Regions from separate parts of the Homo sapiens genome. Here all the other regions are linked to region 3. A link is a loop called in an ENCODE intact Hi-C map of the cell type or tissue named here. Cell type or tissue: chondrocyte. All regions are shown on one strand. Each heading gives the region's core, and the rest is flanking DNA. Links, peaks and the distances in the headings are about the cores only. Region 1 holds the start of ZNF766 (zinc finger protein 766). Region 2 holds the start of LOC105372452 (a long non-coding RNA gene). Region 3 holds the start of ZNF610 (zinc finger protein 610).

Region 1 (9,978 bases), core at 546-5,545, 66 kb after region 3:
AAGTACAGGGTCACCCTCATCTGAGATGTGCAGGACTGCAGGGGAATGCATTTGGGGGAGTTCAGAAAGTGGCACATACGAAGGTGGAGATGCCTGTTAGATGTCCCAGCAGAGAAGTGAGGGGACAACTGAACACAGGTTTCTAGACCTCAGGGCAGAGGTCTGCAGGGCACATGGAGACAGGTAGATGGGGTTCAAAGCCATGAGATGAGATGATAAGGAAGGGTAGTGTGTGTGAAAAGAGATGAGAAGAGTTTTGAGATCCAAGCCTATTCAACATAGGGAAACCCAGTCTGTACTAAAAAATAAAAAAATTACTCAGGTGTGGTGGTATGCACCTAGAGTCCCAGCTACTTGGGAGGCTGAGGCAGGAGGACCTCCTGAGCCCGGGAGTTCAAGGCTGCAGGGAGCTATGATTGCACCACTGCACTCCAGTCTGGGTGACAGACTGAGACCGTGTCTTAAAAACAAAAACAAAAATGAAAAAGACCTAAATCATGGGACACTCCCACATTCAGAGAAGACAGCTTCAGGAGACACCAGCAGAGGAAACTGGTAACACAAAAATCTGAAACAAAGTAATTAAACTTAGAGATGTCTTCAAAGCTAAGAAAAAAGAACAGGGAATGATCAGCTGTGCAACATGTTGCTAAGACGAAAAGATGAGGATAGGAAATTCAAAATTGGACTTCGAAACACAGAGATCACTGGTACCTCTGGGAAAAAAGGATCAAAGGAATGGTGGAGGTGAAAGCTTAATTGGAAGGGGGTAAATCAAGAACTGGAGGCAAGACTGAAGACAGAAATATAAACAAGATTTTAGTGTACTGTGTTCTCAAATGGAGCGTTGAAGAGGGGTACTCACTACAGGGAGAGATGTAATTAATAGAATATTTTTTATTTTAATCATGGAGGAGTGGCAAGAAAATGAAGGCTTCATCTGTGCTTTTTTTTTTTTTTTTTTTTTGAGACAGTCTCACTCTTGTCACCCAGGCTGGAGTGCGGTGGCATGATCTCAGCTCACTACAACCTCCATCTCGGCTCACTGCAACCTCCACCTCCTGGGTTCAAGTGACTCTCCTGCCTCAGCCTCCGGAGTAACTGGGAATACAGGTACGTGTCACCACACCCAGCTAATTTTTGTATTTTTAGTAGACATGGGGTTTCACCGTGCTGGCCAGGCTGGTCTGGAACTCCTGGCCATAAGTGATCCACCCGCCTTGGCCTCCCAAAGTGCTGGGATTACAGGCGTGAGCCATCGCACCCAGCCAGTGTGTCTGTGTGTGTTTTCATGGACAATACCTCCATGTGGGTGCACTAACCAAAGTAATCCCTTGAAGTAAATATTGGTGATGCCAGAGGAAGGATGTCACACTGTCCTGAGACTGTGAGTAGGGCTGGCACCTGGTGCACAATCGCAGGGTCAGCAACAGCCAGGGGGAGGGACAGACCATTCCCAGTTACTACTGAGTAGAGATCACAGGCCCTGAGACAGGTGGGTGGGCCGGTTGGAGATCTCTTCCCTTTACTGGTTGAGATGGAAATGTGCACGTGTTTTTCCGCATACTGACCAGTTCTCTGGCACACTCCCAGCTGGATGACCCACAATTTAACTCAATTTTGATAGTATCTACCTGGAGATAGAATCAGATCCCAGTTAAGGACTCAGTCCCACAAGACTGCCCCTCACCTCAGATATGGATAAAATTAACGGTTTCCAAAACACACTCCTCTATTTTGATTTGCTAGGATGGCTCTTCCACCTGTATCCTTTGTAATAACCTTTATAACTGATAGTAAACCTAAGTAAAATTTTCTCTGAGTTCTGGGAACCATTCCAGCAAATTAATAAAATGTGAGGAGGCCGGGCAAGGTGGCTCAAGCCTGTTATCCCAGCACTATGGGAGGCCGAGGTGGGCAGATCACCTGAGGTCTCAGGAGTTCACGACCCGTCAGGCCAACACGGTGAAACCCTGTCTCTACTAAAAATACAAAATTGGCCAGGCGAGCTGGCGGGCGCCTGTAGTCCCAGCTACTCGGGTGGCTGAGGCAGGAGAATCGCTTGAACTCAGGAGGCTAAGGTTGCAGTGAGCCGAGATTTTGAGCCCCTCTCCTCTCCCGCAGTTTCTCCCCTTCTTCCCTCTATTCCTTCTTTTCCACTTCATCTGCTCCATCTTGCAATTTTTTTCCTCTTGTTGCTCTTTCTCTCCAATCTTTTGATTGTCTCCAATCTCCATATATTTCTGCCTCTTTCTTCTCCCATCTGTGCTCCTCCTGTTAAATTCCCTCTTCTCTGTCACGCCCCCTTGTCCCTACTGTCTGGCAACCCCAGATCTCTGGGGTGGTTCTCCCTTTGCCCTCCTTGTCACCGGCTGCCCCCTCTTGCTGTGCCAGCACCACGCTGCTCGGTCTGCCCTGGCTCCAAATCCCTCCTCCTCTCCCCAACTTTGTCTGAGGAGCCTCCCGCTTTGCTGCCCCTCTCCCTACCTTGCTGTCCTTCATCTGTCTAGAAATAGAACTTTTCTCTACATTTCTCGAGTTGCTTTTCTCTCCCTGCTACTTCCTGGGGTGCTTCTTTCACTTTGCAAATCTCTCACCCTCCCTCTGCGTTGCCGTCTTGTTATGGATCTTCCTCATTATTTTCTCTCTAAATTTTTCTGTTTCCTCTACCTCGCTCTCCATCTCTCTTTCACTTCACATTCACAGGGAGGGGACTGGAATAAAATACCCACCTCCTCAAGAGCACAGTTTCCAATGGGAGGAATTTGGGACGGAAGAACACTGGGTGCCCTGAGATAGGTCCCGGCCACCTCCCCCAACACAGGATCCGGAGAAGCCGTGACTGCGAAAAGGCCTGGGGACAGAAGGGAACGGCCCAAGGAGGACTACGGCGGCAGGCAGATCAGGGGTGGGGTCTGCAGAATCCCCAGACCAGGCAGAGGACGCGGCCCCTCCCGAATGGCGGCTGCGGCGCTGCGCCCCAGGGGCCGACAAGGACGAGGCTTGGGACCCGGAGGGCGTGGATCCGCCTCGCAGGCGGGGACTTTACGTGGCGCGGGGCTGGCGGAGGGGTCACTGAAGGGTTTTAAGCAGGAAAACGGCGCGAAAGCAGCTGCCTACGCAGCCCTACGGCAGAACGACCGGAGACAGAACCAGCCCTAGGGCGATTTTAACACTCTGACGGGACGCATGAATTTACTCGGGGTGGAGAGAGCGGTGCGGGGATTTCAAGGTCTGTACCGCCCCCCACATCCCGGGTACAGAAGCGTGAGGGCACCGCTAAGCGAACACTTAATCTAAACAAAGGAAAACTCACGCGCCGCAGTTGCGCCATATCTCCACGCCATCCACTTCCGGGTCTGCAGGCGGCTGCGCGCGAACGGAGAGGCCGGGCCGGGGCGTGGCCAGCGACGTGGCGGGCGGGGCCTGAATACTTATTGGACGGGGCCTGCACTTCCCTCCTCCTATCTCTGGGCGTGTCTCGGTTTTCCGCGTTTTGCAAGCCACACTTGCCAGTCAGGCTGGAGCCGCTCCACGGTTTGTGACCTGGGATCTCACTAGGAGGGTCAACGTCTGTTGTTTGGATCCAGGAAAGTTCCCACAATTAAAATTAAGGAATTCAATTAAAATTTAGAAATTTAATTGAAAATCCCTTAAATTGTCTGTGAAAGGAATGCAAACTAAAATACAATATGCAAACTCAACCTGTGCAGAATGTGTAATTTCACGCTGACGCCCCACAGAATAGCATAGAAATCCTCTCCATTTCTATTCCCCATTCACTCTGGAGTAGAGAGTTCCAAAGAGTTTCCTGGGCCACATCTGGGGCGTGGAGTGCTAAGGCCGGTGAGAAGTCAGGTCACCAGCTATTGCTTTTAAAAAAGCAATAGAGGCCGGGCACGGTTGCTCACGCCTGTAATCCCAGCACTTTGGGAGGCCGAGGCGGTCGTATCACTGGAGGTCAGGAGTTCGACACCAGCCTGACCAAAATGGAGAAACCCCGTCTCTACTAAAAATACAAAAATTAGCCGGGCGTGATGGCACACGCCTATAATCCCAGCTACTTGGGAGGCTGAGGCTTAGGTCAATATTTTCTAAAAATACTGTAATTTCAGATTCACTTTAGGTGCATTCTGAAAGTAATAAGTAAACATACTTTTTATTTTAAAAATTATAATCTCTTAAATCTTGTTTGTTTTCTCTTCTTCAATGTACTGGCCCCTGTAGATAACAAAGCCCTTAAAATAGTCTTCAGAAGACAATTGTATTTATTGATCTAAAGAATAACTCTGCAGTAATTCTAAGTGTATTTGGTAGGCCGATTATTCTTTTATAGAACCCTGATAGAAGTAAAACTAGATTATCAAATTTTAAATAGCCTTACGTCTGCCGGCAATAATTTTATGGCAATATTTTTGAATTAACAGGTACTAATAAGTATGCTTTTCTCTGATATCTCACCCCCCCAACTTTTTTTTTCTTAAGACAGAGTCTAACTCTGTCATCCAAGCTGGAGTGCAATGGCACGATCTCAGCTCACTGCAACCTCCACCTCCTGGGTTCAAGCAATTCTCCTGCCTCAGGCTCTCGAGTAGCTGGGATTACAGGCGCGTGCCACCACGCCTGGCTAATTTTTGGATTTTTAGTAGAGATGGGGTTTTGCCATGTTGGCCAGGGTGGTCTCAAACTCCTGACCTCAGGTGATCATCTGCCCACCTTGGCCTGCAGAGTGCTGGGATTACAGGCGTGAGCCACCGCACCCGGCCTTATATCCCTATTTTTGGATCCCTTCATCCATCTTGAAGTATGATCATGTTTAGATATGAAAATGAACATATTTAAAATATTAGCAGGTTAAAATGAGGATATAGTGATATGTCACAAAGATGGATACGAGATGACATATCAGCATTTTTTATTTTTATTTTTTTCAGTTGGAGTCTCGCTCTGTTGCCCAGGCTGGTGTGCTGTGGCATGGCCTCCACTCACTGCAACCTCTGCCTCCCGGGTTCAAGCAATTCTCCTGCCTCAGCCTCCCGAGTAGCTGAGATTACAGGCGCCTGCCACCATGCCCAGCTAATTTTTTGTATTTTTAGTAGAGACGGGGTTTCACCATGTTGGCCAGGCTGGTCTCGAACTCCCGACTTCGTGATCCGCCCACCTTGGCCTCCCAAAGCACTGGGATTACAGGCGCGAGCCACCGCACCCGGCCCATATCAGCATATTTTACTTCGATTATTATTATTATTTTTTAGAGACAGGGTCTAACTGTGTTTTCCAGGCTGCATATGTACTCCTGGGCTCAAGACATCCTCTTGCCTCAGCCACTTAAGTAGCTAGGACTCCAGGCACACTCCATGGTGGCCTAGGTCAGCATTATTTTTTGAAGATGCAGTATCTGGGATAGATTTTGGGATCTGTACAAGATAGATGTCTATATTACACAATATTGCTAAATAGCTATGTTGCCACGAAACAACTTTTAGCATTGACTTTTATGATCTGAAGCAAAGAAATGAGTTGATTGCAGAGCTTTTCATGAAACTAAAAAGTAGAGGATAAGCTGATTATAGCTTAAAGTTATAAACCCATTATGTATATGGGGAGTTTGTTGCTTCTAAAATTTTCAAGGGATCAGCATGGACATTTTTGGTTTTTGTTTTTTTTTGACAGGATCTCGCTCTGTCACCCAGGCTGGAGTGCAGTGGCACAATCTCGGCTCACTGCAACCTCCGCCTCCCAGGTTCAAGTGATTCTCCTGCCTCAGCCTTCTGAGTAGCTGGGATTACAGGCGCGTGCCACCACACTCAGCTAAGTTTTTGTATTTTTAGCAGAGATAGGGTTTCACCATGTTGACCAGGCTGGTCCCAAACTCCTGACCTCAAGTGATCCTCCTACCTCGGCCTCCCAAAGTGGGATTACAGGTGTGAGCCACTGCACCTGGCCAACAATTTTATTGATGAATAAACATTTAACAGGAATATCATACGCAATAGAGGCAATCCGTTAGGAGATAGGAAAAAGAATAATTTCTATACAACCCATTATAGACTGGTTTTTGAGATAAGCACTGATTAGCCTCAAAAACTTGATTGCGCTATTGCTTATACATTGTTCATCCTGACCTTACATGGTAATTGGGGAGACCATCTATGTTAGCCAATTAGCTTTATTCAGAAGCAGGGGGGAAAACCCTAACTTATATGTTTACAACAGGTGGTAGTTTTACAAAATGGAGCCAGGTACCCACTGTAGATAGGCTCCTACCAACCCACAGAAACAGAGAGATACAGGTGCTATCTCTAGTGATGTTGACATTTGAAAGAGATGTCTCCCAAGTCCTTGAGAAAGATATCCCTAGGTCATTATGCTGACAAAAGGTTTATTTAGTTTCTAAAAATAAACATTTCGGGAGAAAGTACTCACAAGTTTTCTAAGGTAAATATTCTGACAAAAAGAGGAGGAAGAGAAATGCCTTGCCATATTTTCAAAGGAGGAATGCAGGCTCTCATTTTTATTTCGTATTTATCCCTATAAGGCATGCATAGAATATTCACCAGTGACCTTAATATTGGCCAAAAGAAAATTTCAGCTAATTCAAAAAATTAGGCAGGGCACTGTGGCTCACGCCTGTAATCCCATACTTTGGGAGGCCAAGGCAGGTGGATCACCTGAGGTCAGGAGTTCAAGACCACCATGGTGAAACCCCATCTCTACAAAAAATACAAAAATTAGCCAGGCGTGGTGGCGTGCGCCTGTAATCCCAGCTACTAGGGAGGCTGAGGCAGGAGAATCCCTTGAACCCAGGAGGCAGAGGTTGCAGTGAGCTGAGAACATACCATTGCACCCCAGCCTGGGCGACAGAATGGGATTCTGTCTCAAAAAAAAAAAGAAAAAAGAAAAAAGAAAATGACAGGAAATATTAAGTGTGGCAAGGTTGTGAATAAACCAAGAACTCATGCGCTGCTGGTGGGTGCTGAAATGGATACAAACATTTTGGAAAACTGTTTGGTAGCAGCTACATAAGCCTACCAGATGTCAATTTATGCTTCAATAATTTCACTTCTATGAATTTATCCATCACAAATTCATATATATATCAACAAAAGATAAGTTACATAGTTTATATAGGTAGGACTATTCATTGCTCATAAAAGCCACAAACTCAAAATTACCACATGGCCTTTAACAATAGTATGACTCAACCGGGCGCGGTGGCTCATGCCTGTAATCTCAGCACTTTGGGAGGCCAAGGTGGGCGGATCACTTGAGGTCAGGAGTTCGACACCAGCCTGGCCAACATGGTGAAAACCCATCTCTACCAAAAACACACAAAAAAATTAGCTGGGTGTTGTGGCGGGTGCCTGTAATCCCAGCTACTCAGGAGGCTGAGGCAGGAGAATCACTTGAACCCGGGAGGCGGAGGTTGCAGTGAGCCGAGATCACGCCATTGCCCTTCAGCATGGGTGACAAGAGCAAGACTCTATCTCAAAAACAAACAAACAAAAGTAAAAAACAAACAAAAAAATAGTATGACTCGATCATCTGATTATTCATACAATGGAATCATAGGAAGCAATGCTAATGAGTACCATTAATAGAATGCAATAATTAAGGTATGGTCACACACAAAAATTCTAATGGAATAGATATAAAAGCTAAATATAAAAGAATTCATGTTGATTCCATTTATATAAAGTAGCAAACAGGCCAAAATAATTTAATCCTTTAAATACTGGAAGAGATGTAAACCAAAATCTCAAGAGTTACACTCCTGCAAATAGAAACAACAGAATTATACTGTTGTAGGTAGTGACTTAGAGTGCAAAGAAGGAGCTTCTTGTGAACTCTTGTGAACAGAACAGTGTTCTGTTTTTGTATCTATGTATTACATAAAGAGCTATGTTTGTTTGCAAAATTCCAATGAGCTGTGATTTATAACCTGTGATGGCTCTTTAATTTGATAAAAATACATAAGACCAAAAGGAGTTAAAATAATTTTGGTGGGGGTAGGGAATATTGGTGCTAAGGTCATGAATGAGCTTCCACTTGTGTCTGTACAGGAGAAAACTTATAGAGCCACAGGCACAGATTAAGAAACACAGGAAATATTAGGGAATAATAACAATGTTGTAGATATTGACCCTCTGATTTGATTTTGTCATGAATACAGCAGAAAAGTATCCTATCTTGTTTTCTTTGTGATGTTTTTGCTGCTATATCTGGCAATTATAAACATGGGAAAAATCCTTTTTTTTTTTTTTATTTTGAGATAGTCTCACTCTGTCACCCAGGCTGGAGTGCAGTGCCACGATCTCGGCGCACTACAACCTACACCTCCCGGGTTCAAGTAATTCCTGTGTCTCAGCCTCCCAGGTAGTTGGGATTACAGGCCTGCACCACCACGCCTGGTTAATTTTCATATTTTTAGTAGAGATGGGGTTTCGCCATGTGGGCCAGGCTGGTCTCCAGCTCCTGGCCTCAAGTGATCTGCCTACCTCGGCCTCCCAAAGTGCTGGGGTTACAGGTGTGAGACACTGCACCCGGCTGGAAAAAATCGTATTTATCAATGTATCAGGGTCCAGCAGAGAAAAATGGAAAGCCCAATATACATTGGATAATTCATTTTAAATTCTACACACCTGTAGTTCCTGGGGCTTATCATGATGGCTTGAAACACTGCAGACACAGGTGGTGCCAACGGTCATACCCTACCAACTCTGTGAGGACAGAAACAAATTGGAATCTGAAATCATTTAGGAAGTTATATCACCTAAAATCTGCCATTGACTTGGTGCTGCATACAGAGGTGTGTCTTGGGGACACCTTTAAACAGAATGAGCAAGAAGTGGCTATAATCAGGTGTTTCTGATTCAAATCTGTGGACCTCAATCTGCACCCTGCTAAATAAAAGAAGGCACAATGGTAAGGAAGACAGAAATTTTTCAGGATTCCAACAATATTCTGTGATAAATAGACCATTCCTCCTATCCCTGGAGGCCACTCTGCCAGTTCCTAGTGATTGACATTCGTCTTGAGAGCCAGAAGATCCTGCAGAAAACACGAGGTGTAGATTGCATTAATGACATAACTGAAAAACAGTATTCTACCGAAAAATGTTGAAAGTTTTGTTTTGCTGAGAGACTTTCTAGGGTTGAATGTATAACATTTAAATAGCACTTACAATATAGGAATCGTGCCTATCATGTGGTATGTATGGTACCTTCTTTGATTTTTGTAACTGTATGATGGATTCACTGGCATAATTTTCCTTGTAGAGACAAGAAGAACTTAGATACAGAGAGGTTCAATGATTTGTCAAAATTCACAGGCATCTTCAGGGTTGAAAAGAGACTCGAATTTGACTAGGGTGGTTGCAAAGACAACAACCTAAGGACTTGCTACGCTAACAAATCAGGCAGCTGTGTTTTTAAAAAATCTAGGCCTAGTTAGTTTTGTCTGTTTACCATGCCACTGATTTCTCATCACTGGTATTTTCTTTTATAATTTTGATCAAAGCAAGTTTTTGTTTCTGTGTAAAGATTTACTGTATAGGTCAATATCCAATGTCAATAACTTTTGATATACTAATGAACTGTCGGTGCACTGATTAAAATCCTAAAGGAAACTTCCTCACATGCAAGTTGGATTTACTGAATGCAAGAATGGCTCAATATTAGTTTGGTAGCAGAAAGACTCATTTACTCACCCAACAGGAGAAAACGTACAATGGTATCTATCAAATGAATCATTGAACAATATTACTCTGTTTCTAAACTTTTATACATGAAATACTAACATGTATTAAAACGGTATAGAAACTCAATTATTACTAATTTTTGATCATTTACTCATCAATATATTAATGTACAAGTCATGCGAAGCTATTAGCAGGGAAATATAATTTGTAAAATACAATAAAATAGAAGAAATATGTAAAAACGGAATCCAGAGACCATAAAATCTTGAGCATTATTG
Region 2 (9,978 bases), core at 3,022-8,021, 410 kb before region 3:
TTGACAATGCTTTTTTTTTTTCTTTTTTTGAGATGGAGTCTCGCTCTGTAATCCCAATTGCCACGCTGCTCTGTGACCTATTAGAAGGAAAGCACATTTAGTTAATTATATCAAGGCTTGTGATGGTATCGGAGGTAATCTGCATAAAGCTGCCTTGTTGGCACAGGCAATGGCAGGACTGAGAGTGGACAAAGGAAATACTCCATTTCCTGGCGCTTGTTTTAACTGTGGGAAGCATGGTCATACTAAAAACAAATGTAGAAAAAATCAGCGAATCAGGCCACCAGATAGGGGAAAAAAGAAAACTGCAGATCCTGAAATATGTCCAAAATGTAAAAAAGGAAAACATTGGGCTAATCAGTGTCCCTCTAAGTTTCATAAAGATGGGAATACGATTTCGGGAAATGCCATGAGGGGCCTGTCCCGGGCCCCATTCTAAACGGGGGCATTTCCAGCTCAGACCATTCCCTCACCCCTGTACAATGTCTGTCCCCCGCCATAGCCGGTAGTGCCACAGTAGATTTATGCTGCATAAAAGCTGTGAGACTTCTACCTGGGGAACCCCCGCAAAAGGTCCCAACAGGAGTCTGTGGACCCTTGCCAGCGGGTACAATCGGATTACTTTTAGGAAAGTCTAGTTTAGGTTTAAAAGGGGTACAAATACATACAGGAGTCATTGATTCAGATTACAATAGGGAAATTCAAATTGTTATACCTACTTATGTTTCCTGGAAAGCAGAGCCAGGAGAGCCCATAGCACAGCTCCTGATTGTGCCATATGTGGAAATGGGAAAAAGTGAAATTAAACGAACAGGAGGATTTGGAAGCACAAATAAACAAGGCAAAGCAGCTTATTGGGTCAACCAAATTACTGATAAATGTCCTACCTGTGAAATAACTATTCAGGGAAAGAAATTTAAAGGTTTGGTAGATACAAGAGCGGACATTTCAATCATTTCTCTACAGCACTGGCCGTCCACGTGGCCAATTCAACCCACTCAATTTAACATAGTTGGAGTTGGTGAAGCCCCTGAAGTATATCAGAGTAGTTCTGTTTTGCCTTGTGAAGGGCCCGATGGACAACCCGAGACTATTCAACCAATTATAACTTCTGTATCTATAAATTTATGGGGAAGAGATTTATTACAACAATGCAGAGCCCAAGTTCTAATTCCAGAACAATTATATAGCCCTCAAAGTCAACATATGATGCATGAAATGGGGTATGTCCCTGGTATGGGACTACAAAAAAATTTGCAAGGTTTAAAAAGTTCCCGCCAAAGATTAGGAAATAATTTTTGATGGTGGCCATTGTTAAGCCTCCAGAACCTATACCTTTAAAATGGTTCACAGATAAGCCAATTTGGATAGAACAATGGCCACTAAGTAAAGAGAAACTGGAGGCTTTAGAGAAATTAGTTACTGAACAGATAGAAAATGGGCATATTGCTCCAACAGTTTCCCCTTGGAATTCTCCAGTTTTCATAATTAAGAAAAAATCAGGTAAATGGAGGATGTTAACTGACTTAAGAGCTATCAATTCAACTATATAACCTATGGGAGCATTACAGCAAGGATTGCTTTCTCTTACTAAAATTCCAAAAATTGGCCTTTAGTAGTCATAGATTTAAAAGACTGTTTCTTTACTATCCCCTTAGCTGAACAAGACTGTGAATGGTTTGCATTTACAATTCCTGCAGTAAACAACCTGCAGCCTGCTAAGCGTTTTCATTGTTTCACAGATGTGTCTAGTAATGGTAAAGCTTCTTAGTTTGGCTCAAAAAGTAAAGTTTTCAGACGCCCTATACTTCAGCTCAAAAAGCTGAGTAGCTGTAATTGAGTTATTGACTGCTTTTGATATACCTATTAATGTGATTTCTGATTCTTCATACGTGGTTCATTCCACACAGTTAATTGAAAATGCTCAATTACAATTTCATACAGATGAACAACTGATGACTTTATTTACCCAATTGCAAACAGCAGTTAGAAGTAGAATGCACCATTTTTGCATCACTCACATTTGGGCTCATACACCTCTTCTAGGACCTTTGACTGAAGGGAATCAAATGGCTGATCACTTAGTTGCTAATGCAATATCTAATGCTAGACATTTTGACCATTTAACCCACGTTAATGCCTCTGGTCTCAAATGCAGATACAGCATTACCTGGAAAGAAGCTAAAAATATTATCCACTGATGCCCAACTTGCCAAATGATACATTCCTCATCTTTTACAGGAGGAGTTAATCTTCAAGGATTGGAACCTAACTCGGTTTGGCAAATGGATGTCACACATGTTCCCTCGTTTGGGAGACTAGCTTATGTACATGTATGTGTGGGCACCTTTTCTCACTTTGTCTGGGCTTACATGCCAAACAGGAGAGTCTTCTGCCTGTGTTAAATGTCATCTTTTGCAGTGTTTTGTGGTGATGGGCATTCCCGCTTCTATAAAAACAGATAATGCCCCAGGCTATACTAGCCAAGTTCTAGCTACATTTTTCTCTATGAGGAATATTAAACACATTACTGGTATCCCGTACAATTCTCAAGGACAAGCCATAGTGGAAAGAATGAATCTCTCCCTAAAACAGCAGTTGCAAAAGCAGAAAGGGGGAGACAGAGAATATGGAACACCACAGGAGCAACTGAATCTGGCATTATTAACTTTAAATTTTTTGAGCCTGCCCAAAGGCCAGATGTTATCAGCAGCTGAACAGCATCTACAGAAACCAGCTGCAAAGACAGAAGCAGAAGAATGATTTGGCAGAGAGATCCAATAACAAAAATTTGGGAAATAGGTAAAATAATAACTTGGGGTAGAGGTTATGCTTGTGTTTCTCCAGGCCAAAATCATCAGTCAGTTTGGATACCATCAAGACACCTGAAATCTTGTCATGGGCCAGATGCCAAGGAAGAGATTCCGGGAGGATCCTGAGGACCCCCCCGGTTGCAGCCATGTCAAGGCTGGTGCCGAGGAGGACCCCAACTGTCACGAGCAACACCCATCGAATACAGCCACCGACCTGGAGACAGATCAAGAAGCTGTCACAGATCCAGGAAGACAACCTGAGGAAAGCAGGACAACCACTCACAGTGAATAATTTAATGGTAGCTATGATGGCAGTGATCACCATTTCTGTGAGTATTCCTTCAACAAAGGCTGACACAGAGAACAATTGTACTTATTAGGCATATTTATCAATCTTAGCTGGTAATAATGCCTGGATGTAAATCACTGTATGACACAGTTACACATGCTTTCTGATCTCAGTATTTACCATAATAAATCTGCTCCTGTAATTGAGGCATACAACCCCCAAAAACCTATTTGTAAACAGGATTGGACTCAGTTAGAAAAAATGAACGTATTTGTTTAGCAAGATTGCATTGCAGAACAGGCAGAGGTGCTGCACAATGATTCCCATGGAATCATTATTGACTGGTCCCCTAAGGGATATTTAGCTTGAATTGCACTTCTCAGTCTATGTGTCACGTTCACACTATGTTCAGCAGATCTGAACAAAATGGTCAGATGGTAGAAAAGATAAGTGAGGGGAAAAGAAAGAGAAATCAGACTGTTACTGTGTCTATGTAGAAAGAAGTAGACATAAGAGACTCCATTTTGTTCTGTACTAATAGAAATTCTTCTGTCTTGAGATGCTGTGAATCTGTAACCCTAGCTCCAACCCTGTGCTTGCAGAGACATGTGCTGTGTCAACTCAAGGTTTAATGGATTTAGGGCTGTGCAGGATGTGCTTTGTTTAAAAAGTGCTTAAAGGCAGTATGCTTGGTAAAAGTCATCCCCATTCTCTAATCTCAAATACCCAAGGACACAATACACTGCGGAAGGCCGCAGGGACCTCTGCCTCAGAAAACCAGGTATTGTCCAAGGTTTCTCCCCATGTGATAGCCTGAGATATTGTCTCATGGGAAGTGAAAGACCTGACTGTCCCCCAGCCTGACTCCCATAAAGGGTCTGTGCTGAAGAGGATTAATAAAAGAGGAAGGCCTCTGCAGTTAAGATAAGAGGAAGGCATCTGTCTCCTGCTCCTCCCTAAAAATAAAATGTCTTGGTGTAAAACCTGATCGTATGTTCTGTTTACTGAGATAAGAGAAAACCACCTTAGGGCTAGAGGTAAAACATGCTGGCAGCAATACTACCATTTAATGCACTGAAATGTTTGTGTACGTACACATCAAAACACAGCACCTTTCCTTAAACTTATTCATAACACAGAGATCTTTGTTCACATGTTTTCCTGCTGACCCTCTCCCCACTATTACCCTATTGTCCTGCCACATCCCCCTCTCTGAGACGGTAGAGATAATGATCAATAAATAGTGAGGAATCTCAGAGACCAGTGCCTGTGCAGGACCTCCATATGCTGAGCGCCGGTCCTTTCTCTATACTTTGTTCTTTCTCTATACTTTGTCTCTGTGTCTTATTTCTTTTCTCAGTCTCTCGTCCCACCTGACAAAAAAGACTCACAGGTGTAGAGGGGCTGGCCACCTTCACCTGGTGTCTAATGTGGGGCTTTTCTCTAGGGTAAACCTACGCTTGAGCGTGGTTATTGAGGACAAGTCAACGAGAGATTCCCAAGTACTTCTACGGTCAGCCTTGCGGTAAGCTCCTGAGCTCGAAAAAAGCCAGGGTAACAATGGGACAAGCTAAAAGTAAATATGCCTCTTATCTCAGCTTTATTAAAATTCTTTTAAGAAAAGGGGGAGTTAGAGTCTCTACAGAAAATCTAATCAAGCTATTTGAAACAATAGAACAATTCTGCCCATGGTTTCCAGAACAGGGAACTTTAGATCTAAAAGATTGGGAAAAAATTGGCAAAGAATTAAAACAGAGAAGTAGGGAGGGTAAAATCATCCCACTTATGGTATGGAATGATTGGGCCATTATTAAAGCAGCTTTAAAACCGTTTCAAACAGGAGAAGACAGCGTTTCAGTTTCTGATGGCCCTAAAAGCTATGTAATAGATTGTGAAGAAGAGACAGGGACAGAATCCCAGAAAGGAACGGAAAGTTCACATTGTAAATATGTAGCAGAGTCTGTAATGGGTCGGTCAAAGCAAAATGTTGACTACAATCAATTACAAGAGGTAATATATTCTGAAACATTAAAGTTAAAAGAAAAAGGTCCAGAATCATCGGGGTCATAGGGGCTAAAACCACGATGGCCACCTCCTCCTCAGCCAAGTGAGTGCTGGGGGAGGGAGCCTGAAACTAGGCTCACTGCAACTTGGCTCGCTGTGCCCATTATTGCCCAACTTACAGTTCATTATGGTGAAGGAGCAATTCAGACTTGCCTTGCAGCATCCTGTCTGAGTCAAACAGTGGCTGCTCCCTAAGGAAAATTTGGGGGCGCTACATAAAATAGTTAAAAAACTACTTAAAAAGGACACGTTTCACCCACTTTCTCTCCTTAGAATTCTCCTGTGTTTGTAATTCAGAAAAAATCCAGCAGATGGTGTATGTTAACTGACTTAAGAGCCGTAAATGCCATCATTCAACCCATGGGGCCTCTTCAACTCGGGTTGTCCTCTCTGGTCATGATCCCAAAAGACTGGCCTTTAATTATAATTGATCTAAAGGATTGCTTTTTTACCATTTTTCTGGTGGAGAAAGATTTTGAAAAATTTGCCTTTACTATACCAGCCATAAATTATAAGGAACCAGCCACCAGGTCTCAGTGGAAAGTGTTACCTCAGGGAATGCTTAATAGTCCAACTATTTGTCAGACTTTCGTAGGTCAAGCTCTTCAACCAGTTAGAGATAAGTTTTCAGACTGTTATATCATTCATTATGTTGATGATATTTTGTGTGCTGCAGAAACAAGAGACAAATTAACTGACTGTTACACATTTCTGCAAGCAGAGGTTGCCAACGCAAGACTGGCAATAGCATCTGATAAGATTCAAACCTCTACTCCTTTTCATTATTTAGAGATGCAGATAGAAAATAGAAAAATTAAGCCACAAAAAGTAGAAATAAGAAAAGACACATTAAAAACATTAAATGACTTTCAAAACTTGCTAGGAGATATTAATTACATTCAGCCAACTCTAGGCATTCCTACTTATGCCATGTCAAATTTGTTCTCTATCTTAAGAGGGGACCCAGACTTAAATAGTAAAAGAATATTAACCCCAGAGGCAACAAAAAAAATTAAGTTAGTAAAAGAAAAAAATCAGTCAGCACAAAGGTCCCTTAACCCCACTCCAACTTTTGATTTTTGCTACTGCACATTCTCCAACAGACATCATTGTTCAAAATACTGATCTTGTGGAGTGGTCATTCCTTCCTCACAGTACAATTAAGACTTTTACATTGTTCTTGGATCAAATAGCTACATTAATTGGTCAGGCAAGATTACAAATAATAAAATTGTGTGAAAATGACGCAGACAAAATAGTTGTTCCTTTAAACAAGGAACAGGTTAGACAAGCCTTTATCAATTCTGATGCATGGCAGATTGGTCTTACTAATTTTGTGGGAATTATTGATAATCATTACCCAAAAACAAAAATCTTCCAGTTTTTAAAATTGACTACTTGGATTTTACCTAAAATTACCAGACATAAACCTTTGGAAAATGCTCTGACAGTGTTTACTGATGCTTCCAGCAATAGAAAAGCAGCTTACACAGGGCCAAAACAGCGAGTCATCAAAACTCAATATCAATCGGCTCAAAGAGCAGAGTTGGTTGCAGTCATTACAGTGTTATAAGACTTTGATCAACCTATTAATATTGTATCAGATTCTGCATATGTAGCGCAGGCTACAAGGGATGTTGAGACAGCTCTAATTAAATATAGCATAGATGATCAGTTAAACGAGCTGTTCAGTTTATTACAACAAACTGAAAAAAAAATTTCCCATTTCATATTACTCATATTTTAGCACACACTAATTTACCAGGGCCTTTAGCTAAAGCAAATGAACAAGCTGACTTACTGGTACCATCTGCATTCATAAAAGCACAAGAACTTCATGCTTTGACTCATGTAAATGCAGCAGGATTAAAAAACAAATTTGATGTCACATGAAAACAGGCAAAAGATATTGTACAACATTGCACCCAGTGTCAAGTCCTACACCTGCCCACTCAAGAGGCAGGAGTTAATCCCAGAAGTCTATGTCCTAATGCATTATGGCAAATAGATGTCACACATGTACCTTCATTTAAAAGATTATGATGTGTCCGTGTAACAGTTGGTACTTATTCACATTTCATGTGGGCAACTTGCCAGACAGGAGAAAGTACTTCCCATGTGAAAAAACATTTATTATCTTGTTTTGCTGTCATGGGAGTTCCAGAAAAAAATCAAAACTGACAATGCACCTGGATACTATAGTAAAGCTTTCCAAAAATTCTGAAATCAGTAGAAAATTACACACAAAACAGGAATTCCCTATAATTCCCAAGGACAGGCCATAGTTAAAAAAACTAATAGAACACTCAAAACTCAGTTAAAGAGAAGGGGGAGACAGTAAGGAGTGTACCACTCCTCAGATGCAACTTAATCTAGCACTCTATACTTTAAATGTTTTAAACACTTATAGAAATCAGACTACTACCTCTGCAAAACAACATCTTACTGGTAAAAAGAACAGCCTACGTGAAGGAAAACTGATTTGATAAAAAGACAACAACAATAAGACATGAGAAATAGGGAAGGTGGTAACGTGGGGGAGAGGTTTTGCTTGTGTTTCACCAGGAGAAAATCAGCTTCCTGTTTAGATACCCACTAGACATTTAAAGTTCTACAATGAACCCATTAGAGATGCAAACAAACAAAAAAAAAAGCGCCTCCACAGAGACGGAAACACCGCAATCGAGCACCATTGACTCACAAGATAAACAAAATGGTGATGTCAAAAAAACAGATGAAGTTGCCATCCACCACGAAGGCGGAGCTGCCAACTTGGGCACAATTTAAAAGCTGACACAGTTAGCTTAAAAAAGCCTAGAGAACACAAAGGTGACACAAACTCCAGAGAACACGCTGCTTGCAGCTTTGATGATTGTATCAACGGTGGTAAGTCTCCCCACGCCTGCAGGAGCAGCTGCAGCTAATTATACCTACTGGGCCTATGTGCCTTTCCCGCCCTTAATTCGGGCAGTCTCATGGATGGATAATCCTATTGAAGTATACGTTAATAATAGTGTATGGGTACCTGGCCCCACAGATGATCGTTGCCCTGCCAAACCTGAGGAAGAAGGAATGATGATAAATATTTCCACTGGGTATCATTATCCTCCTATTTGCCTCGGGAGAGCACCAGGATGTTTAATGCCTGCAGTCAAAAATTGGTTGGTAGAAGTACCTACTGTCGGTACCACCAGTAGATTCACTAATCACGCGGTAAGTGGAATGTCACTCAGGCCACAGGTAAATTATTTACAAGACTTTTCTTATCAAAGATCATTAAAATTTAGGCCTAAAGGAAAGCCTTACCCCCAAAAAATCCCAAAGGATCAAAAGACACAAAAGTTTTAGTTTGGGAAGAATGTGTGGCCAATAGTGCGGTGATATTACAAAATGATAAATTCGGAACTATTATAGATTGGGCACCTCGAGGTCAATTCTACCACAATTGCACAGGACAAACTCAGTCATGTCCCAGTGCAGAAGTGAGTCCAGCTGTTAACAGTGACTTAACAAAAAGTTTAGCCAAACATAAGCACAAAAAATTGCCGTCTTTCTACCCTTGGGAATGGGGAGAAAAAAAAATCTCTACTCCAAGAACAAAGATAATAAGTTCTGTTTCTGGTCCTGAACATCCAAAATTATAGAGTCTTACTGTGGCCTCATACCGCATTAAAATTTGGTCTGGAAATCAAGCTATAGAAACAAGAGATCGTAAGCCATTTTATACTATCGACCTAAATTCCAGTCTAACAGTTCCTTTGCAAAGTTGTGTAAAGCCCCCTTATATGCTAGTTGTAGGAAATATAGTTATTAAACCAGACTCCCTTGTTGCCCATGTTGGTCTCAAACTTCTGGGCTCAAATGACCTGCCTGCCTCAACTTCCCAAAGTGCTGGGATTACCCAGCTGGGCCACGACTCCCGTCTGATCTTGCAATTTTCCAGAGGAGGAAGACCAAGGCAGCCTATTGGCCCTTCCAGGCCATCTCGTGGGAGTCAGCCACACCTATTTTCTACTCACCTCAGAGCTTCTCAGGATAACTTGGTGAAATGTCTCCCGTTGTGAGCCTCAGTGAGCCCCCCTTAACATAGAGGTGAGGAATAAGACTGGAAAAGCTCAGTCACAGTGACAGTGACCCCTGAAATGACTGGCAAAATACAGTGTGTGGCTTTTCTTCTCGAGAGGTTAGTGCTCAGTTTGTTTGTTTGTTTGTTTGTTTGTTTTTGAGACTGACTCTCGCCCTGTGGCCCAGGCTGGAGTGCAGTGGTGCGATCTCGGCTCACTGCAACCTCCACCTCCCGGGTTCAAGCGATTCTCCTGCCTCAGCCTCTCGAATAGCTGGGATCAGAGTTGGTTTTCAATATTCTTTTGGGTTGTGGGAGAAAAATGTTTGAAGACCTTGTCCCTATGGATCTGTGCCCCCAGGACCTCTCTGACCTCATCTATCTGTGCCCTCCTTTCTTCCACTGCTCCACCCACACGGGCCACTTTCCTCTTCCTGGGGCTGAGATTGCTCCTGTCTCAGGGCCTTTGCTTGAGCTGTCCCTCTGCCTAGGACTCTCTGTCCCCTCAGCTGCAAGTGACAAGCATCATTTCTTCCCTAGGTGTTTGTTCTGGTATCACCTTCTGTGTGGAAACCTTTGTGATCTCACACAGATCCGCATTTGACATTGCAGCTGTGAGCCCAGGACTTCTCAGACAGATCTCAGTTAATTTAGAAAGTTTATTTCACCAAGGTTGAGGACACACCCGTGGCACAGCCTCAGGAATTCCTGATGACATGTGCCCCAGGTGGACGGGGCACAGCTTAATT
Region 3 (9,978 bases), core at 1,775-6,774:
GCTGGAGTGCAGTGGCGCGGTCTTAGCTCACCACAACCTCTGCCTCCAGGGTTCAAGCAATTCCCTGCCTCAGCCTCCTGAGTAGCTGGGATTACAGGCACAAGCCACTACGCCCAGCTAATTTTTTATTTTTCACCACGTTGGCCAGGCTAGTCTCGAACTCCTGACCTCAAGTGATCTGCCTGAGTCAGCCTCCCAAAGTGTTAGGATTACAGGCTTAAGCCAACGCGTCTGGCCCGTGCTGACCAGTTCTGTGGCACGCTCGCAGCTGTGTGTCCCACAGGTTAACTCAACTTTGCTACTGTCTACTTGGAGATAGGCACAGATTCCACGGGTTAAAGGTGCAGTCCCACAAGGCTGCCCCTCAGTTTAGATGCAGATAAAAAGCATGGTTTCCAGCCAGGATCGGTGGCTCACGCCTGTAATCCCAGCACTTTGGGAGGCCAAGGCGGGTGGATCACCTGAGGTCGGGAGTTCAAGACCAGCCTGACCAACATGGAGAAACCCCATCTCTATTAAAAATACAAGAGTAGCCAGGCATGGTGACGGGCACCTGTAATCCCAGCTACTGGAGAGGCTGAGGCAAGAGAATCACTTGAACCCAGGAGGCAATGGTTGTGGTGTGTGGGGATAAGAAAGAGAAATCAGACTGTTACTGTGTCTATGTAGAAAGAAGTAGACATAAGAGACTCCATTTTGTTCTGTACTAAGAGAAATTCTTCTGCCTTGAGATGCTGTGAATCTGTAACCCTAGCCCCAACCCTGTGCCCGCAGAAACACGTGCTGTGTTGACTCAAGGTTTAATGGATTTAGGGCTGTGCAGGATGTGCTTTGTTAAAAAGCGCTTGCAGGCAGTATGCTTGGTAAAAGTCATCGCCATTCTCCAGTCTCGAGTACCCAGGGACACAATACACTGTGGAAGGCCGCAGGGAACTCTGCCTAGGAAAACCAGGTATTGTCCAAGGTTTCTCCCCATGTGATAGCCTGAGATATGGCCTCATGGGAAGGGAAAGACCTGACCATCCCCCAGCCTGGAACCCATAAAGGGTCTGTGCTGAGGATTAGTGAAAGAGGAAGGCCTCTTTGCAGTTAAGATAAGAGGAAGGCATCTGTCTCCTGCTTGTCCTTGGGCAATAGAATGTCTAGGTGTAAAACCTGATTGTATGTTCTATTTACTGAGATAGGAGAAAACCGCCTTAGGGCTGGAGGTGAGACATGCTGGCAGCAATACTGCTCTTTACTGCACCAAGATGTTTGTATACATGCACATCAAGGCACAGCACGTTTCCTTATTTATGACAGAGATCTTGGTTCGTATGTTTTCCTGCTGACCCTCTCCCCACTATTACCTTTGTCCTGCCACATCCCCCTCTCCGAGATGGTAGAGATAGTGATCAATAAATACTGAGGGAACTCAGAGACCGGGCCGGCGCGGGTCCTCCGTATGCTGAGCGCCGGTCCCCTGGGCCCACTTTTCTTTCTCTGTACTTTGCTCTGTGTCTCTTTCTTTTTCTGAGTGTTTCATTCCACCTGACGAGAAACACCCACAGGTGTGGAGGGGCAGGCCACCCCTTCAGTGGTGAGCCAATATCGCGCCAGTGCACACCAGCCAGGGCAACAAGACCGAAACTCCGTCTCAAAGAAAAAAAAACATGTTTACTAAGAGCCCCTCCTTTTTTTTTGAGACAGAGTCTCACTGTTGCCCAGGCTGCAGTGGTGCGATCTTGGCCCACTGCAACCTCCACCTCTTGGGATCAAGAGATTCTTGTGTCTCAGCCAAGCAGCTGGGATTACAGGCACACGCCACCATGCGCAGCTAATTTTTGTATTTTCAGTAGAGATGGGGTTTCACCTTGTTGGCCACGCTGGTCTTGAACTCCTGACCTTAAGTGGATCTGCCCACCTTGGCTTCCCAAAGTGCTGGGATTAGAAGCAAGAGCCACTGCGCCTGGTCCAAAAGCCCCTCATTTTGATTAGTTTGCTAGGAAGGCTCTTCCATCTGGCTGTTCATCTGTATCCTTTGTAATATGGTTTGTAACAAATGGGTGAAACTAAGCAAAAAGTTTCCCTGAGTTCTGTGAACCACTCTAGCAAATTCACAAAATGTGAGGAAAGGGTCATGGGAACCCCCGGTTCATAGTTGGTTGGTCACAAGGTTCAAGTCCCAACCCAGGACTTGCAAGTGGCACCTGAAGTGGGAGCATGCCTGTGGAACTGAGCTCTCAACCTGTAGAATCTGAGGCTAACTCCACATAGATAGTGTTAGTGTGAAATTGAGTTAAATTACACAACACCCAGGTGGTGTCTGATGAACTGCTTGTGGGTGGGAAGTAATCCCCAACACATTTTGGTGACCAGAGATGTGGCATTCTGTGTTGGGTGTTCACTATTGTGTTGATTGTAAGCGTAGGAAAAACGCTTTGGTTTTTCCTCCTGTCTTACCCACTCACCCACACCCGAATGAGGCAAGTCACTGCCCTCTGGCTGAACAGGGATTGTGAATGGAAGCTAACTTGTGATGTCAAGAATTATAAAATGCACTTCCCTTATAGGCAGGAACTTTGCAAGTCTCATCTTCATCTGTACTTTTGAAATAAATTTTGTGCTTATTAGATTACAATTAGAGAAATCAGTATATCACAATTTGATCATAATAGTCCATCAACTCATCGCTCATCTGCACTCAGGTTCCCCCTCTTTTGTCATTAGTATGTTTCCCTCCCTCATTCTGTACAGCTCTCTCATTCTTACCTTCTTTCTCCTGCTTTTTTTCACTTCATTTTTCCCATAAGAATTGGCTTATTTTTCTGCCCCTCTCCTCTCCTGCTGTTTCTCCCCCTCTTCCCTCTATTCCTTCTCTTCCATTTGTTCTGCTCCATTCTGGCAATTTGTTTTACCCCTTGTTCCTCTTTGTGTCCAATTTTTGATTGTCCCCAATTTCCATTCTGCCTGTTTCTTGCCCTCCCTATCTCTGCTTCCTCTCTGTTCTCCCTGTTAAATTTCCTCTTCCCTGCTACACTCTCTTGTCCCCACTCTCTGGCCCCCCCGGATCCCAGGCCTCCCCATGCTGTGGTTCTCCCTCTGCTCTCCTTGTCATCAGCTGCCCCCTCTTGCTGTCCCAGCACCATGCTGCTCTGTCTGCCCTGGCTCCAAATCCCTCCTCCTCTCCCCTACTCTGTCTGAGGAGCCTCCCCCTTTCTGCCCCTCTCCCAATCTTGCTTCATCTTCATCTCTCTGGAGACCCAGCTTTTCTCTACATTTCTCCAGTTACTTTTCTCCCCCTGCTACATTCTCGGCTTCATTCACTGTCTCTGTAAATCTCTCAGCTACTCTCTGCCGTCTGCTTATGGATCTCCCTCATGCTTCTTTTTCAAAATTTTTCTATTTCCTGCCACTCTTTCACCATCTTTCCCCACACATCCATAGGCAGGGGAGTACAATAAGGTGCCCACCTCCGCCAAGAGCACATTTTTAGTGGGATGGAATTTGGGACGAAGAATCCTGAATGTCCTAAGACAGAAGAAGTCACGTCCCCACACCCGGGGGTCGGGAGTAGCGATGGCTGCGAAGGGGAGGCCTGGGGAGTAGGAAGGCCCGGATCAAGGAGGAAAAGGGTGGGGCTGAATTATTAGAAGTGTGGGGTCTCAAGGGTCCCAGGACCCAGTACAGGACGCGGCCTCCCCCGCCGGGACTGGGGCTGCGGCGCTGCGCTTCAGGGGCCGGGGGCGAGGTTGGGAGGCTCCCCGGGCGGGAATCCACCTTGCGGTAAGGACTTTTAAAAGCGCGGGGCAGGACGTTGGGTCAGTAAAGAGTTTTAAGCGGAAAGGAGTCTCGAAAATCCGTGTTTACCTGGCCCAAGGCAGAACGAGCGGGGACAGGACCCGTCGCCGAGCGATTTTAACACACAGGGAAGCGAGCGCCGGACTCTCACGGAGACGCCTGAATTTACACGGGGTGGAGGGAGCGGTGCGGGGATTTCAAGGTCTGTGTTGACTCTCAGATCCCGGGTACAGAAGCGCGGGGGAGCTGGGAAGCCCAGATTGAATCTAAACAAAGGGAAACTGACGCGCTGCGGTGTGACCTTCTACCCACGCGATCCGCTTCCGGGTCTGCAAAAAACTGCGCGCGCGCAGCATAGAGAGCGGACCGGGACGGGACGGGGCGGGGCTTCCCTAGGCCACGCCTCCAGTGCCTCTGTTTTCCGGGTTTTGCTGGCAGTGAGGCTGGAGCAGCTCAGCCCTCTGCAAACTGGGATCCTGCCGGAGCAAAGCAACGTCAGTTGAGGATTAGATCCAGGAAATTTCCTGCTATTAAAATCAATTTTAAGCCGGCCGTGGTGGCAGGCACCTGTAGTCCCAGCGACTAGAGAGGCTGAGGCTGGAGGATCGCTTCAGCCCAGGAGTTCGAGTCTACACTGAGCTATCATGGCCACTGCACTCCAGCCTGGGCGTAGTGTAGACCCAGTGCTATACTCAGTGTAGACTCTGTCCTAAAATAAATAAGTAAATAAAAACTAATTTTAACAATTTAATTTAAAAGGCCTGGAATTCTGTGTGAAGGCGATGCAAGTTAAAATGTGAAATGCAAAGCCCTGCCTGGGTAGCATGTGCAATTTCATGCTGACGGCCCACAGAACATAATAGAAATCTTCTCCCTTTCCATCATCATCTCTGATCTCCAGCACGGGAGAAAGATGTAGGCTGGGAGGTTAAGCCCGTCTAGTGTTTTCACGTTCTTCTGCCTGCTTTTATTCTGACTGTGCTGGCAGCTGATTAGATTGTGCCCACCCAAATTGAGGTGGGTCTGCCTTTCCCAGTCCACTGAGTCATCTCTAGAGTGCTCATCTCTAGAGAGTTTCCGAGGGACAACGCCAAGCGCGTTGGAGGGTTAAGGCCAACCTGGGAATCCGTATTTACCTGGCCCAAGGCAGAACGAACGGGGCATCTCCGTGAGAGTCTGGCGGTCGCTTCCCTGTGTGTTAAAAACGCTACAGGCACATGCCACCATACCCATCGTTCGGCGATGGGTCCTGTCCCCGGAGGGATGTTAGGCCACCACCAACTGCTTTTTTTTCTTGAGACGGAGTCTCGCTCTGTCACCCAGGCTCACTGCAAGCTCCGCCTCCTGGGTTCACGCCATTCTCCTGCCTCAGCCTCCTGAGTAGCTGGGACCACAGGCACCCACCACCACGCCCGCCTAATTTTTTGTATTTTTAGTAGAGATGGGGTTTCACCGTGTTAGCCAGGATGGTCTCGATCTCCTGACCTCGTGATCCACACCCCCCCCCCACGCCCCGGCCCCCAAAGTGCTGGGATTACAGGGGTGAGCCACTGCACCCGGCCCAACTGTTGCTTTTAAAAAAACCAATAACTTTAAAAAATAGATGTAAATTACATTGTGTGTGTGTGTGTGTGTGTGTTTGTTTTTGAGACAGAGTCTTGCTCTGTCACCCAGGCTGGAGTGCAGTGACACGGTTTCAGCTCACTGTAGCCTCTGCCTCCCCGGTTCAAGCGACTCTCCAGCCTCAGCCTCCCAAGTAGCTGGGGCTACAGGCTTGCACCACAGTGCTTGGCTAATTTTTGTATTTTTAGTACAGACACGGTTTCACCATGTTGGACAGGCTGGTCTCAAACTCCTGACCTCAGGTGATTCTCCTGCCTGAAAGATTGGTGCAATTTCTCTGTTAAATCATCTTATATGTTTCATCTTACATTCTGTTTAGATTTTCTGTCTCTACTACTGTCAAAATTGGTAGAGTACATTTTCCTAGAAAATTTGTTTCATCTGTGTTTCCAGTCAATATTCATTTAATTTTATAAATTACTTTATTTTATTTTATTTTTGAGACAAAGTCTCACTCCAATACCCATGCTGGAGTGCAGTGGCGCAATCTCAGCTCACTGCAACCTCCAACTCCCGGGTTCAACCAATTCTCCTGCCTCAGCCTCCCGAGTAGCTGGGACTACAGGCACGTGCCACCATGCCTGGCTAAGTTTTGTATTTTTAGTAGAGACGGGATTTCACTAAGTTGGTCAGGCTGGTCTTGAACTTCTGACCTCGTGATCCACCTGCCTTGGCCTCCCAAAGTGCTGGGATTACAGGCGTGAGCCACCAAGCCCGGCCTAAATTAGTTATTTAAAAAACTAATACACTTTATTTTAGAAGATTTATAGATTTATATTTAAAAAATTCAAAAAAGGTAGACAAGTTCCATATACCCTGACCCGTTTTCCCTATTATTAACATCTTATACTAGTTTTGTATGGGTTTTACAGTTTATAAACCATTGTTGATATACTACCATCAACTTATTCATAATTTATTCTGATTTCTTTGGTTTTAACTCATGTTCTTTTCTGCAGGGAGCTGAAGGCCTGTGGGATGTGACCAAGTTTATGGAGTTTAATCTGGCAAACAGTCTTGAAAACAGTGACTCCATAGCTGGAGAACTCAATTTAGGACTCTTTTAGCAAGCACAAATCAAAGACTATCTGTAATCAGTAGGTTAAGACAGTCATTCATGCATAAGTTTTTCACTACACTTACATACAACTTTTCTTCACTTTCTGAGAAGGGCACAGCATTTTTACCTTTTAATTTAACAAATACCATTTAATTAGGTTTAAAGTTCTCCTTTAAAGAGTAATGTGTGGTTTTACATGCCTAGCTTTTAATTACTCTTTAACTAATTCATGGGCCCTCTGTAATCTCTCTCCCTTCAGAGGTTACTATTTTACTTAAATTGAATTTGGAAAGCTACGTCAGGGATAGAAGAGAGGTAACAACAGTGACCATTATTAGAAAGCAGGTTTTTCAAATTCTTACATTTTACTTAAATCTTAGCAGAGAATCATAGCCTGGGACGTAACACATGAAATTTTGCTACGGGCTGCCCACAGAGCCAGAGGGCAGCGGTGCAGGTCCTGGGAGGCAGCCATGTTGTACTTTCTTAGGCTTTGCCTGTGTCTGCGCCGGTCCCTCCCTCCTTTGCCAGGGGGATGTTGCCAGCCTGGGCAGGCCTTGTCGGCTTGGTTACCGGGAGCTTTTCTGCTGCTGAGCCTTTTCTTCCACCTACTGCCTGCTTGGCTGCGCAGTTTCGGCTTCTAATGCGTTTTTTCTTATCTTTTTATAAACATACACCTGATTGCCTTGCCGATTTTGCATTACTGAGCAGGTTAAGAGCTCTCCTTCTAATGTTGCCTGCTTAACACAGGGACTGATAGCTGTAGTGTATCCTCTGTCCTTTGTCCTATCTATTGGAAGAGGAGGCTTAGGTAAGACTTCCATTTCCTCTTTGTTATTTTGGCCTGATGATACTGGGGCTGAGGGAAGAGGAGGTGATAAGGCAAGTGATGTTTTCTCCTCCTTCCTCTTTTTAGGCTCTTCTGTGTGTAACTGAGCAAAGGCTGATCTAATTAAAGCCCGTAACATTAAAGATTTTATTGGACCTGATGCCTTTGCGCCTGATGTTAAGATTTCTCCTCACTTGTTCTCAGAGTTCTACGTCTAGCATTCCTTCCTCCAGGAACCATGGGCTTTGTACTCCGTTATTGACCACACTAGTTTTTAATTCCTTCAACAACTTAAATTCTAGTGGGGTGTGTTCATGAATAAACTGCTGTGGATTATATGGATCAGGTCTTACGGAAATAGGAAAAGTGCAAGGTCCTAAGGGCTCTCCAGCTATGACAGCAGAGCATAAAATTCTTTGTATTAGGGTCTCTTATTTCTGCCACCGAAGGTGGTGGTACAAATGTTTCTGCAATTGGAGGAGGCTGTATAGCCCAATTTTTATCCTCCTTCTCCTGTTTTTTATTTTCAGTTGGAGCTGTGGGTAGAGCAACATATTCTTTCAGATTTTTAGATTCAGCTTGCTGTCCCACAGAATAAGAAGATGATAATGGCAGAAATACAGTACAAACTGAACTCCAAGTGGAAAAAACTGAAGAATCAACTTTAAAACCTTTTTGATGAGCCTGTTTCAATCCATCTCCTGCTCTATCCCAGTTTTCCACATCAAGAGTGCTTGCCTATGGAAACCATGGGTTACGCATAATAGCTTTTTGGGGCTTCTGCAGGAGGTTAGTTAGTGTCTGCAAATTAACCTGAGCTCCAGACTGTCTCAACAGAACTTTACAACTGCAAATAATGTTTCTTCAATAGACAAATTATTCCCCTTGTTACCCTGATTCAGAAAACTTCCCATTCCCAGTACTTCTTTAAAGCACTGCTCCCAGTACCTCTTTAGGGCACTGACCTTATATCCGCTGCCGGCAGACTCGTCCCGGGGTCCTTGTTCACCTTGTCAATTTCAGTTCCTCTGCTCCAGCAGACCTTCTTCGTTTATGTCCTCATAGTCCCGAGTTTGGATGCCACTGTCGCTGTTCAGGGTGCCACTTCGTGATGCCACTTATAAAGCACCCAATTCTGTCCCTGTTCAGGCGCCACTTGTAACCCACATGGACCTAGGGGGATTGAACAAAGGGGGCAAATGTGGAAATAAAAGACAAGAGAGTATATTTGCCTCTAGTGGACAAGGGCTCTGAGCTTTACACAGCCCTCCATATTTATTAGGCAAAAGAGAGAGCGAGAAAGGCAGGGTGATTGTCAGGTAATTGTCAGTCAGCCGTTTGGTTCACAGCAGGCTTGCAAGACTGCATCCTTTGAATAATAGGTGCTAGATTTCTCATTAGATAACTTCAAGGAGCCCGGTGCAAGGGAGACATGTCCCTCAGCAAACCTTTTGGTGGCAGGGAAGTGTGAGTTTGCCCATATCCTGCATTCTTGATAAACAGTTTGCTGTTTGATCATATAGCCTCCAGAGGAATGCTGAGTTGGTCACGTCCCACAGGCCTTCGGCTCCCTGACCTTTTCTCTGCCAGGATCCTGTCCAGGCCACCACATTAGATTTAACCATTATGTGTCTTTAGGCTCCCCTTGGCTCTAACAGATTCTCAGACTCTTGTTTTTTATAACCTGGTCAGCTTTGAGGAGTACTGGTTAGGTAGCAGGGCTGTCAATGTGTTATTGGGGACTGCCACTCTATTGGGATTTGTCTGATGTTTTCCATGATTAGACAAAGGTTAAGTATACTGGGGAGAAAAACCAATGAGAAGTGCCATTTTTATCACATCCTATCAAAGGTGTATACTATTAACATTACTTAATCCCCTTTGGATGTCAACCTTGATCACCTGTCTGAGGCTGTGTCTGTCAGGTTTCTCAGCTATAAAAATCCTCACATTCTCTCCCTGCCATATTGTATTGTTTAAAAGGAAGCAGCACTGTGCAGCCTGCATTTGTGGAGTTGGGAGTTATGTGTATTCCACCTCCTTGGAGGTGGAGTGTCTACAAGAGTTATTTGGAATTTTTCTGCATAGGAGTTGGGTCTCTTATCTCCCAATTATTTATTTAATCATTCATGTATATCAGAAAGTGCCATTTAATGTTTCAGACTATCAATTATTGACATCACATTCTTCATTTCACTCTTAGTGCATTAATAGATCCTTCTTGGTCTCTTCATGGTATCCCATTTGCCTTCCCATAATCTAGAAGGGGTCTGGAAGCATATGGTTCTCAGAGTCAGGAAAAAGTTAGATTTTGAGCAGAACTCAAGGAAGCAGAAGGTCGCGTGAGGTGTACAATTTGCTGAGAGTCCCTCATGGCTCAGACCTCAGCGTGTCCTGCACTCTCCACCTGAGCCCCTGTCTGCTTCCAGGGTCCATGGAAATAAAAAAGCCTCTTCTAAATACTGCATTAGTCTCTTTGGAGATGCTCACTAGACACTGTAATTGTTTCTGGTAATTGAGAATGGAAACAAATTATTAGAAAAAATATTTTTGACTTTCCTAGCATGCACTGCAATTTTGCTAAAGGTAAACTAATAACTGTGGTTCTTCGGGGAGGTGAGGTCGCAGAATCACAAACCTTTATCTCAGGGCCTGGCTGTCTCCCTCTCACAGATATACTGGCTGT

The links. Hi-C counts contacts between places; a loop is a spot of excess contacts. Peaks named below come from ENCODE experiments on the same cell type or tissue, not always from the same donor. Only the 100,000 strongest peaks of a DNase experiment are listed, where the experiment ranks them.
Region 1: a loop joins it to region 3, with 3 times the contacts of the local background. A loop is called at or near these places in 4 of 110 quality-filtered maps.
Region 2: a loop joins it to region 3, with 2.9 times the contacts of the local background. A loop is called at or near these places in 17 of 110 quality-filtered maps.

Annotation. Positions count from the first base shown.
Region 1 is chr19:52,262,970-52,272,947 of GRCh38, reverse strand. It overlaps ZNF766 (zinc finger protein 766), which reads right to left and starts at 3,361. Exons shown (of 4, transcript NM_001010851.3): 1 at 3,317-3,361. The coding sequence starts at 3,334. LOC124904763 (a long non-coding RNA gene) reads left to right here. Exons shown (of 4, transcript XR_007067331.1): 3 at 975-1,113; 4 at 2,707-3,704. It also overlaps the pseudogene VN1R100P. RefSeq lists enhancers at 2,355-2,424, 2,858-3,152, 3,075-3,620 and a silencer at 3,335-3,564. In chondrocyte, for the core only: CTCF peaks have their summits at 2,478 and 3,141; DNase peaks (open chromatin) are centred at 3,027 and 3,417.
Region 2 is chr19:52,744,034-52,754,011 of GRCh38, reverse strand. LOC105372452 (a long non-coding RNA gene) reads right to left here and starts at 9,272. Exons shown (of 2, transcript XR_936060.3): 1 at 9,186-9,272; 2 at 1-77. In chondrocyte, for the core only: CTCF peaks have their summits at 5,285 and 5,484; no DNase peak of the experiment used is centred there.
Region 3 is chr19:52,330,378-52,340,355 of GRCh38, reverse strand. It overlaps ZNF610 (zinc finger protein 610), which reads right to left and starts at 4,113. Exons shown (of 6, transcript NM_001161425.2): 1 at 3,850-4,113. RefSeq lists an enhancer at 1,829-2,329. In chondrocyte, for the core only: a CTCF peak has its summit at 3,744; a DNase peak (open chromatin) is centred at 4,025.